2 separate regions of the Homo sapiens genome follow, and region 2 is linked to region 1. Evidence: chromatin contacts called from ENCODE Hi-C or POLR2A ChIA-PET data. All regions are on one chromosome and are shown on one strand. The core of a region is the stretch at or near the end of the contact, and the rest is flanking DNA. Distances in the headings are between cores, read along the strand shown. Region 1 holds the start of MSI2 (musashi RNA binding protein 2). Region 2 holds the start of COIL (coilin).

What was found. Hi-C counts contacts between places; a loop is a spot of excess contacts on that map. ChIA-PET counts read pairs that join two places held with the same protein, here RNA polymerase II (POLR2A). Pooled maps may share reads with other maps.
Region 2: a loop to region 1 is called in a map of CD8-positive, alpha-beta T cell, with 5 times the contacts of the local background. The contact joins the promoter of COIL here to the promoter of MSI2 in region 1. A Hi-C loop is called at or near these places in 3 of 168 maps with a recorded cell type or tissue (CD8-positive, alpha-beta T cell, naive thymus-derived CD4-positive, alpha-beta T cell and sigmoid colon), 1 of 37 single-sample maps with no recorded cell type and 14 of 50 pooled maps. POLR2A ChIA-PET finds 5 or more read pairs at or near these places in 4 of 52 experiments (A673, OCI-LY7, activated CD4-positive, alpha-beta T cell and 1 more).

What each region holds. Positions count from the first base shown.
Region 1 is chr17:57,255,273-57,259,878 of GRCh38, reverse strand. It overlaps MSI2 (musashi RNA binding protein 2), which reads right to left and starts at 3,356. Exons shown (of 14, transcript NM_138962.4): 1 at 3,075-3,356; 2 at 2,741-2,781; 3 at 2,332-2,413; 4 at 1,525-1,609. The coding sequence starts at 3,136. It overlaps LOC101927510 (a long non-coding RNA gene), which reads left to right and starts at 2,883. Exons shown (of 3, transcript XR_007065860.1): 1 at 2,883-2,937. RefSeq lists enhancers at 1-117, 1,104-1,193 and a silencer at 3,172-3,801.
Region 2 is chr17:56,957,941-56,962,699 of GRCh38, reverse strand. It overlaps COIL (coilin), which reads left to right and starts at 1,650. Exons shown (of 7, transcript NM_004645.3): 1 at 1,650-1,925. The coding sequence starts at 1,681. It overlaps LOC105371836 (a long non-coding RNA gene), which reads right to left and starts at 1,552. Exons shown (of 4, transcript XR_934875.4): 1 at 1,288-1,552. RefSeq lists enhancers at 1,569-1,618, 1,629-1,768, 1,518-1,812 and a silencer at 1,939-2,048.

The DNA.
Region 1 (4,606 bases), core at 2,107-4,606:
CTGATACAGAGGAATATGACCCACCAGCCACCACAGAAACCAAATACTGTTTCTCCCACCCAGGTAGCAAGAGGGGGTGGATGATAAATTCCCAAATTTGCCTTGAAAAGATTTTCCTCTTTAATTTCACTAGCTTTTTGAAATGGCTAGCCACGAAATCAAGGAGAGAAAAATTTTTCAGACATCTGTTATCATCCTACAAATCATTTCTGAAATTAAATTATCTAAAAGTACAAAAGGCTGGGCTGCATGCAAGCTATGACAAGTCCAGGACAATTAATAAAGCAACTAAGAGTGTAGGTGGGTTTCTTTCTTAGGAGAAGGCACGCATTCCTGATCTCTTTGATCAGAGAAAGAGGGTGAATTTGCAAAATCAATTCAAGTGCACCGAAGGTTGCCAGGTTTCTTTATTTGCTTTCCTTCTCTTCCATTCAATGTTAAAGCCAAAAGGGGCTTGAAAGATCACCTTGGTCCACTTATTTTACAGAAGAGGAAATTGAGACCCAGAGGTAGGGAATGTCTTGCTCACTTTCATAAGAGGCGGATGGAAGTAGAGCCCCATTTCTGGCCTTGTCCCACTACCCCATCACAGAGGAGTGAAGTTCCATGCAACCCAGCACTACAGCCCAATGTCATCTTAAGGCCTCTGTTTGGGGCAGATATATATTAATAAAAACCGTGGGGAAACTCTGGTAGACATAAAGGGAAGGGAGGAGAGGCAGGAAGCCCACACAGGGGCTAAATAAAACACTGCACACTCCCCCTCCCATTAAATGTATTGTTATATACAGACACTCTTTCTTCCCTTCCCCTTCTGACCTCTGCCTGGAGACTCTTCCCCCTTCTACTCTGGATTTTTAAAACTTGTGATGTATAAAAGTACCCATACTCAAATGAAAGGATCTGAGAAAGAAAAGGAAGGAAAAAAAAATCACTTTGAAACCCCCAGGCCTTATCAGCCTTAGATTTCATGCCATCTGGAGTCACCCCAGTGGATGCCCAGCTCAGCTCCGCCAGCGTCCCCTTCCCTTCCCAAAGCACATTCCAAATCCCAAGTGCCCCAAGAGAAACCTGTTGCCTGGACCTGTAATTAGCGCCCTCTCCCCTCCTTCCCACTGCTGTCCCCCTTGGCCACAAAGCAGGCTGTGCCTTCTCAAAGCTGATCCCCACAGCCACAGTTGGTAACGCGTGCTGTGCTTGGCTGACAAAGAAAAGTTGCATTTGCTCTCTGGTGGAGTTTCTCTGCACAGTCCCCAGGCCGGGAAGGCAGACTCTCCAGGAGCCGAACCCTCTCCTCCCCAAGCCTAACCTTGGCAGCCTCTGAAGCTGCAATGGGACAGGCTCTAAAAAGAAAACCCCAAAGCCAGCCACAGCAGCAAACTTTTGAGCCAACTCGCTAGCTCAGTTTAAAACTACCCAGTTCTAGCACAGAAGCAAAAGAAGGCACTGTCCCTTTAAATGGGGCTGTCAATGCCCAGATCGTTCCTGAAAAGGGGCGAACAACAACAACAAAAAGCAACCTACCGTCTTGGAATCTAACTCATGGTGGGGCTGACCTAATACTTTATCTACACTTGCTGGGTCTGCGAACGTGACGAAACCGAAGCCTCTGAAAGGAGACAAAGAGGGAGAAAAACAAACAAGAAAATGTGACACCATTGAAAGCAACCAGGAGTGAGACCTAAGGCTGAATGAGGAGCAAAAGTTGCCCCCCACGCACCCCCACCTCCCACTCCCCTCCTCCAATTCCCCTCCTGCCTACAGCCCTCCACCTCGCAAGAAAAAACATCAAGGTTAACGGGGGAAGTGGAACGGGGGCAGGGAGGGTGGAGGTAACTTGGAAAATGCTGGTGCCTCCACTCTTTGGCCACCTCAGTTTCCTCTCCTCCTCCCCTTCCCTTTCTTAACGCTTTGTTTTATTCCGAAGAAAGCCCGGCACTTAGAAGAGATTTACCACCATCTTTCTAAGAGGGATCTTAAGAGTTTGGGGAGCTGGGAGTGTGGGGGAAACACACATTAAGATCAAAAGAAAAAAAAAAACTATGCGAAAGTAAATGAAGCTGAATGTCATTTTAAACAGAGAAAAAGAAGCGACGGGAAAATGACTTAAAAGCAGAGAGATGGGTATCTCTGTATCCAGAGTTCAGCTCCAATTAACAATAACCTCTGGGGTTACTAGGGGGCGGTGGGGGTGGTATAGAGCGCCGTTCGAGATCAGCCACGCGCCTGAGCCCCATTCTAATCCGCTTAGCTACTTCCGAAGACACCTCCAAAAATAAAACTTAAACTTTGTTCTAAAATAAAGACAAAATCCAGAAGGGAATGGTTTACCTGGAGCGTTTCGTAGTGGGATCTCTCATGACCATACATTCTCTAATTTCTCCAAATTTGCTAAAATAGTCTCTAAGGCTATCTGTAGAGAGAGAAAGAGAGAGATGGGGGGGGGAGAGAAGGTGTGGAAAAAAAAAGCAATGCAAATTTTGATCAAGGACAAAATCCAAAAGTAGTTTTCTGTTGTTATTCTGTTTTGTTTTTGCATTTTTTGCACACGCGGGGGAAATTCGGCAACAGAGGTCGCATAGAGGGCTCAGAAAGGATTTGCTATTTAAAAAAAATAACCTTGCACAGGAGAAGTGGGGAGCCAATGGCGGGGGGGGGGGGGCTCCTACACCGGGATAACAAAGAGCAATAAAGAAGCCAAGAAGGGGGGGACCCAGGCGTCCCCCCCTCCCTCCCTTACCTGGTGAGGTCTGCCAGCTCAGTCCACCGATAAACATTTTACTAGAGGGAGAAAACATAACAGAAGTGAGCACCGATGTCAGATCGGCCATTTTGACGTGTAACTTACAAAAGCTAAAAGGAAAGCGGGGGGGAGCGAGCGAGCGAGAGCCGGGAGGTGGGGTGGGGGAGAAGGTGACGGCGAAATGCAATCCAAAGGTGTGTAACTTCCACGGGGGGGGCGCGCGGGAGAGGCGGGGGGGCGCGGGAGATGCCCGGCTCCGCGCACCGCCGTCCCCGCCGCTGCAAGGAGAGCGAGCCCAAGGCGGCGCGGTGGGCAGCGGCTGGAAACTTACCCGGGGTCGTGCTGGGAGTCGTTGGCGCTGCCCGAGGTGCCTTGGCTCCCATTTGCCTCCATATCTGAGCCCCCCCGCCCCCCCACCCCCAAAAAACCAAGCCCCACAGCGATCGGAGCGGAGCGGCGGCCGGCTCCGAGCCCCGAGATCTCCGCTCCCTCCTCCCCCTCCTCCTCCCCCCCGCCCGGGCTCCTCCGAATCTCTCTGCGAGCGGCGGAGCCGGGGCAGCGGCGAGAGCCGTCACACGTGGGCTCGGCTTAGCTCAGCCCCGCTGCCTCGCACACCCCCCCGTCCCCGCCCCCCCGGCCCATCCCCACCTCTCCCCCTCCTCCTCCCCACCCCCATCTCCTCCTCCTCCTCCCCCTCCTCCCCGGCGCACGTGGGGCGGAGTTCTAGAACGTCGTGTAACCAATGCCGGTGACGTCACGCACCCCCGTGCGGCCCCCGCCTGCCCGCGCGCGCACACTCGGCCCCCCACGGCCGGACCCACAAGGGTGGCGCGCGAACCCCGCGGGCGGAGGGGACCCCGCCTCCGGGCCGGCAGGGCGCAGGGCGAGGGGGAGCGCACCCCGACTTCCCTGGATCACATGGGCTGCGGGGGGCGGGTGGATCGGGGGAGGGGAGGCGCGGGGAGCTTGCTGCGGCTCCTCACCCGGACCTGGGAGAAGACGCCCCCCACCCTCTCTAGTTCGCCCTCTCCATTCAAGTTTGCCGGCCCCTGCCGCCGAGATCCGGGAATGGCACCAGCCGCCCGCCCTCCGCTGTGCCCTGTTTCCAGCCACCGCTCAGAAATTTAGGTCAAGGACGTCGGGAGCAAACCCACACCCTGGCGCTCCTTTGGCGGCCCCCGAGACGCCCCAGGATCGGGGGGCTTCAGGATGGCGGAGACCCTCCTGCACAAACACCAGCCACAAGTTTTATTTTCCTTTTGCGCTGGAAGTTCTCTCTGGCTCTGGCTCCACACCGGCACGTCTTGCGCGGTTCCCCGCCCTTCCCCAGTAGAGGTACCAATCCGTGCCCGGGAAAGGTTATTTTGGAACTTTGAGAAACTGACGCGATTCCAGTGGCGAGAAAGTGCCGAAGAAAGGGTTTCCGCGTTAATCATACAGTGTTTTAAAAATGTAATAAGATAGGTTATAGGAGTCAAGGTCACATGATTGAGGTTCAAAGCAAATGTTTGTATATAACGAGAAGTACTTTTGGGGTGTCTCTGGGATGGATGGGAAGGGTGGTTATTTCAGGAAACCCCTGTGTAATCCGTTCGTTATATATTTTATTTCTCACCCAGCCTTTGTATGCCAGGATAGTAAAGTGCATGATACTGAAATAGCCCAAGACCCCTCACGACCTGCAGAGGTAGCTAGGGTGGCAGAAGGCTTCAGAATCACTCCCACCTTAGCAGCAGTAGTATTGTGCAGCACGGGTTCTGGCATACAGTAGGTGCTTAATAAATGCGGTTTCATACCTTCATGCACTGAAAACTCCAAAAAGACAATGTCTGTAGCCTTCCAAAGGCATCGCATGAAAGTTTC
Region 2 (4,759 bases), core at 401-2,900, 300 kb after region 1:
AATGGTAGTCAGGATGTGGAGAAACTGGGATTACAGGGGTGAGCCACTGCGCCCAGCCGGAAATGCCCAAAAGTTATCCTGTATGGTGTAAAAGGGGAGTAACCCTCAGTTCTGAGGGAAATCCCTGCCCCTTTCCTAGGGATACAGAAAACTCATGAATAATCCATCCTTTGTTTAGCATACAGTCAAGAAGTAACTATAAGTATACTTGACTGAGTATACTTATAGTATGGGCTCGCTGCTCTGTCTATGGAGTAGTCATTCTTTTATTCCTTTAATTCTCTAATAAACTTGATTTTAGTCGGAGGTGGTGGCTCATGCCTGTAATCCCACCACTTTGGGAGGCCAAGGCAGGCAGATTGCTGGAATTCAGGAATTCGAGACCAGCCTGGCCACCATGGAAAAACCCTATCTCTACAAAAAATACAAAAATTAGCTGGGCTTGGTGGCTCACACCTGTGGTTCCAGCTACTAGGAAGGCTGAGGTGGGAAGTCACTTGAACCCGGGAGGCAGAGTGCACCACGGCACTCCAGCCTAGGTGACAGAGCAAGACTCTAAAAAAAGAAAATCCAAAAACCCTTACTTTCAGTTAAAAAATTTTGTTTTCAATTCATCTACTGACTCCCTGGTATCTACAACTTAACTAGTCTAGTGAACTTGGGGAAGTTACTCCTTTTTTTTTTTTTAAGACAGAATCTTGCTCTATTGCCCAGGCTGGAGTGCAGTGGCACGATCCTGACTCACTGCAACCTCCACCTCTTGGGTTCAAGCGATTCTACTGCTTCAGTCTCCCGAGTAGCTGGAATTATAGGCACATGCCACCACACCCGGCTAATCTTTATATTTTTAGTAGAGTTGGGGTTTCACCATTTTGGCCAGGGTGGTCTCAGACTCCTGGTCTCAAGTGATCCGCCCACCTTGGCCTCTCAAAGTGCTGGGATTACAGGCGTCAGCCACTGCTCCTGGCCTCTAGTTACTTCTTAAACTCTCTGAACCTTGTTTTTTTTAAATCCTCTAAATAAGGATAACAGTTCATAATTCCTAACTTTTGTTATGAAAATTAAAGGAGTTAATATATATTATGTGGAGAAATGTAAATTCTAGTTCAAAAAATAGAAGAAATAATGTAAATACTGATTTATTTATCTGGTGAGAAATGCAAGGACATTTTTGTTTGGTGGTGGGTATTAAAAGGCTAAGGTATTTATATTCCACTGGATACATTTGGAAGAATGATTAACAGTGTTATTTCAAAATTTCAACATTGAGAACACACTAGGACTTACATCTTTTTCAACTCATCATGATGAAAAATTTTGTCAGCGAAATGTGTTAGGATTGTTTTATAAAAATCTTTCACGTCGATGAGCAAATATCTTAGAAGACTACTGCTGAGGAGAAATGTTATTTATCCAGAGAGTTGCCTTAATTAGGAGACCCTACATAGCGCCCAGTAGAAATGTAATAAAGGCATTTCACTTATTCCCTTCCTCAGCCCTGCCGTGAACAAAATTGAATGAAATCAACCACGCTCCGAGTTCTCGCCTAGACGCAGCCTGTAGTAGCCAGGTTTCACCACTAGGTGGCACACGCCAAAGGCTCCGGCGGGGGCGAGCCGCCCGAGCACGCCTCTCGGTGGCCCCGTGGTATCTCTCGGCTTCCGTTGAGCACCAAGCAAGATGGCAGCTTCCGAGACGGTTAGGCTACGGCTTCAATTTGATTACCCGCCGCCAGCTACCCCGCACTGTACGGCCTTCTGGCTTCTGGTCGACTTGAACAGATGCCGAGTCGTCACAGATCTCATTAGTCTCATCCGCCAGCGCTTCGGCTTCAGTTCTGGGGCCTTCCTAGGCCTCTACCTGGAGGGGGGGCTCTTGCCCCCCGCCGAGAGCGCGCGCCTTGTGAGAGACAACGACTGCCTCAGGTGCGCGGCGCAGGGAGCGGGACGGCCGGGTGGGCGGCGGGCGGGGGACGCGCCTGCGCACGCCCGGGCCTGAAGCCGCTAGACCTGGTAGTGGAGGGGATGGGGGATGGGGAAGGGGACGAGGGTTGGAGGGGGGTGGGGCTGTAAAAATGCACGTTCGCGAACCCCGGAGATCCTGATTGGTGTAGTCAACTTTGGGGCTCAGGAATCTGCATTTTATTATTATTTTTTATTATTATTTTTTTTTTTTTGAGACGGAGTCCTGCTTTGTCACCCAGGCTGGAGTACAGTGGCGCGATCTCGGTTCACTGCAACCTCCACCTCCCGGGTTCAAGCAATTTTCCTGCCTCAGCCTCCCGAGTAGCTGGGACTACAGGCGTCCGCCACCACGCCCGGCTAATTTTTGTATTTTTAGTAGAGATGGGGTTTCACCATATTGGTCAAGGTGGTCTCGAACTCCTGACCTCAGTTGATCCGCTTGCATCGGCCTCTCAAAGTGCTGGGATTGCAGGCGTGCACCACCGCATCCTGCCCCTATTATTTTTATTTTTGAGACTGAGTCTCATTCTGTCACCCAGGCTGGAGTGCAGTGGCGCGATCTCAGCTCACTGCAGCCTCCACCTCCCGGGTTCAATCGATCCTCCCACCTCAGCCTCCCGAGTAGCTGGGCTTACAGGCGGGCGCCACCATGCCCGGCTAATTTTTTGTTTGTTTGTTTGTATTTTTAGTAGAGACGGGGTTTCACCGTGTTGGCCAGGCTGGTCTTGAACTCCTGACGTTAAGTGATCCTCCCGGCTTCCCAAAGTGCTGGGATTACAGGCGTGAGCCTCCGCGCCTGGCTGGAATCTGCAGTGTAACGAGCATCCTTCCCGGGATGCTTCTGATGACAGGAGAATCAAACTTGGAAAATCCCTGATGCCTAAGGGCAGGGCCAGGCTTTCTTTCAGCCTTGATTTAGCACATCCGCGCTTAGCTAGGCACTGTGCGACTCTGTTGCGTGCCCATGGTGCAGATGTGCCGGAGACCCGGCCTTACCCATGGCGGCCTTCAGGGTCAGGTGCAGGAAGCTGACAAAGGGGAATCGTTGTGTTTTCTTCATAACCTGCTGTTGTCCAGCCTTAGTTCTCATGTGCCCAGTGTCCCCTGAGACTTCTGGTGGCGTATCATTTTGTGTCTCACCCAGACATTTTGGGATTCTCTCAAATAAGTGTCTTGAGTCCTTTTGGGCTGTAAATTGGGAAACACAAAATAATCTTAAATATGCTTTTGGAAGTTAAAAAAATGATAATGAGATGAGTATCCAGGAGCAATTGTAGTGTGAATTGCTGAAATGTGGTTGAGTTGCCACAGTAAGATGATGGTATCTGATCATTCCAGTTTGGATTCATATCTTGGACTGATTTATTCAGACTTTTTTTTTTCTTTTTTAAATAAAGAGACTGGGTTTCCCATGCCCAGGCTGGAGTGCAGTGGTACGATCATAGCTTGCTGTAACCTTGACTTCCTGGGCACAGGCAATCCTCCCACCTCAGCCTCCCGAGTAGTTGGGACTTCAGGCCAGGCAACCACGCCTGGCTAATTTTTGTATTTGTTGTAGAGACAGGGTTTCGCCATGTTGCCCAGGCTGGTCTCGAATCCCTGGGCTCAAGCTGTCCTCTCACCTCAGCCCCCCAAAGCACTGGGATTACAGGCGTAAGCCACTGTGCCAGCCTTCCTTCCCCCACCCCCTTTAAGCTTCAGCTACAGTGAATTAATTCCAGAGTTGTGAACCAGGCTATTTTCTCTTGCTGCCCTTTGTCGTTGAATATTCCTTACCCTCAAGCATGTCAGATTCCGTAAGATTTCTTCAGAACATCAGGGAATTTAATTTGGAACAGTAACTGCATCTTTAAATCAGGATATTATGATTTATTGAATAATGTTCAACTGTTTCAAATGACAATTTGAAATAATCCAAATTTCAAAGAGTTTTTTTTCCCCCTTTTTATTGACTGTGAAATAGGTCTCTATTCTCTCTGCAATTCAAGGATTATTTAAATGTTACAATTCTAAGGATTGTGTCCCATCCTATTAAGTTTACTTTCTGAACTGTCTCTTGCCTAATGAGTTAATAACTTGTGCTAACTATAATTATACTTTAATGAATCATGTGGGCATTACATTCTTCATAATGAAGTTAACAATGACAAAAACAAACCATGAAAACTGTTATAAGTAATAATTACAACACGATGACAGGCAAATCTTTCCTAAATGCTTCAAATGCACAGCTGCATGTGGCAAAAAATACCTCTCTAGTGGCTTCAGTGGCAAATGGGCAGACCGTAGAAAAAGATGAATCTGGAAAGTTCGTCTTTGTTTTTGTTGTTTTATGTCCACAATCATTGTTTTTCCCTGGCAAATTCACTTTTCTTCAGAGCTACGGAAGAACACATAGTCTCTATTCTCAAAGTACCCAATATTGTTGGACTGGGACCCAAATAATGAGTCTCATGCTTTTGTATATTACCTTCTGTGATACAGACAATTAGACTGAATAGTTAGACCAAGTTATATGGTAAGTGCAGAAGCTGGTTGAGAAAAGGGAGATCAGCATGGAACAAAATGGTTAGGGAATTGAGCAGTACCTTGAAGAATGGGTGGGAAATGTTGGATGATCAAAGCACAGTTATAGAGACAAAAGCTGGCTGGACTTGGTAAAAAGATGAGTCTGACCAGCCAAAGCATTCTGTTGGGATCATTGGCAGTACTGAGAAGGCTAATGAGGAAAAGTGGAACTAGGTTGTGGGAATCCTGAGAAACAGCCTTTGAGGCTTTGGATGCACCACACACTT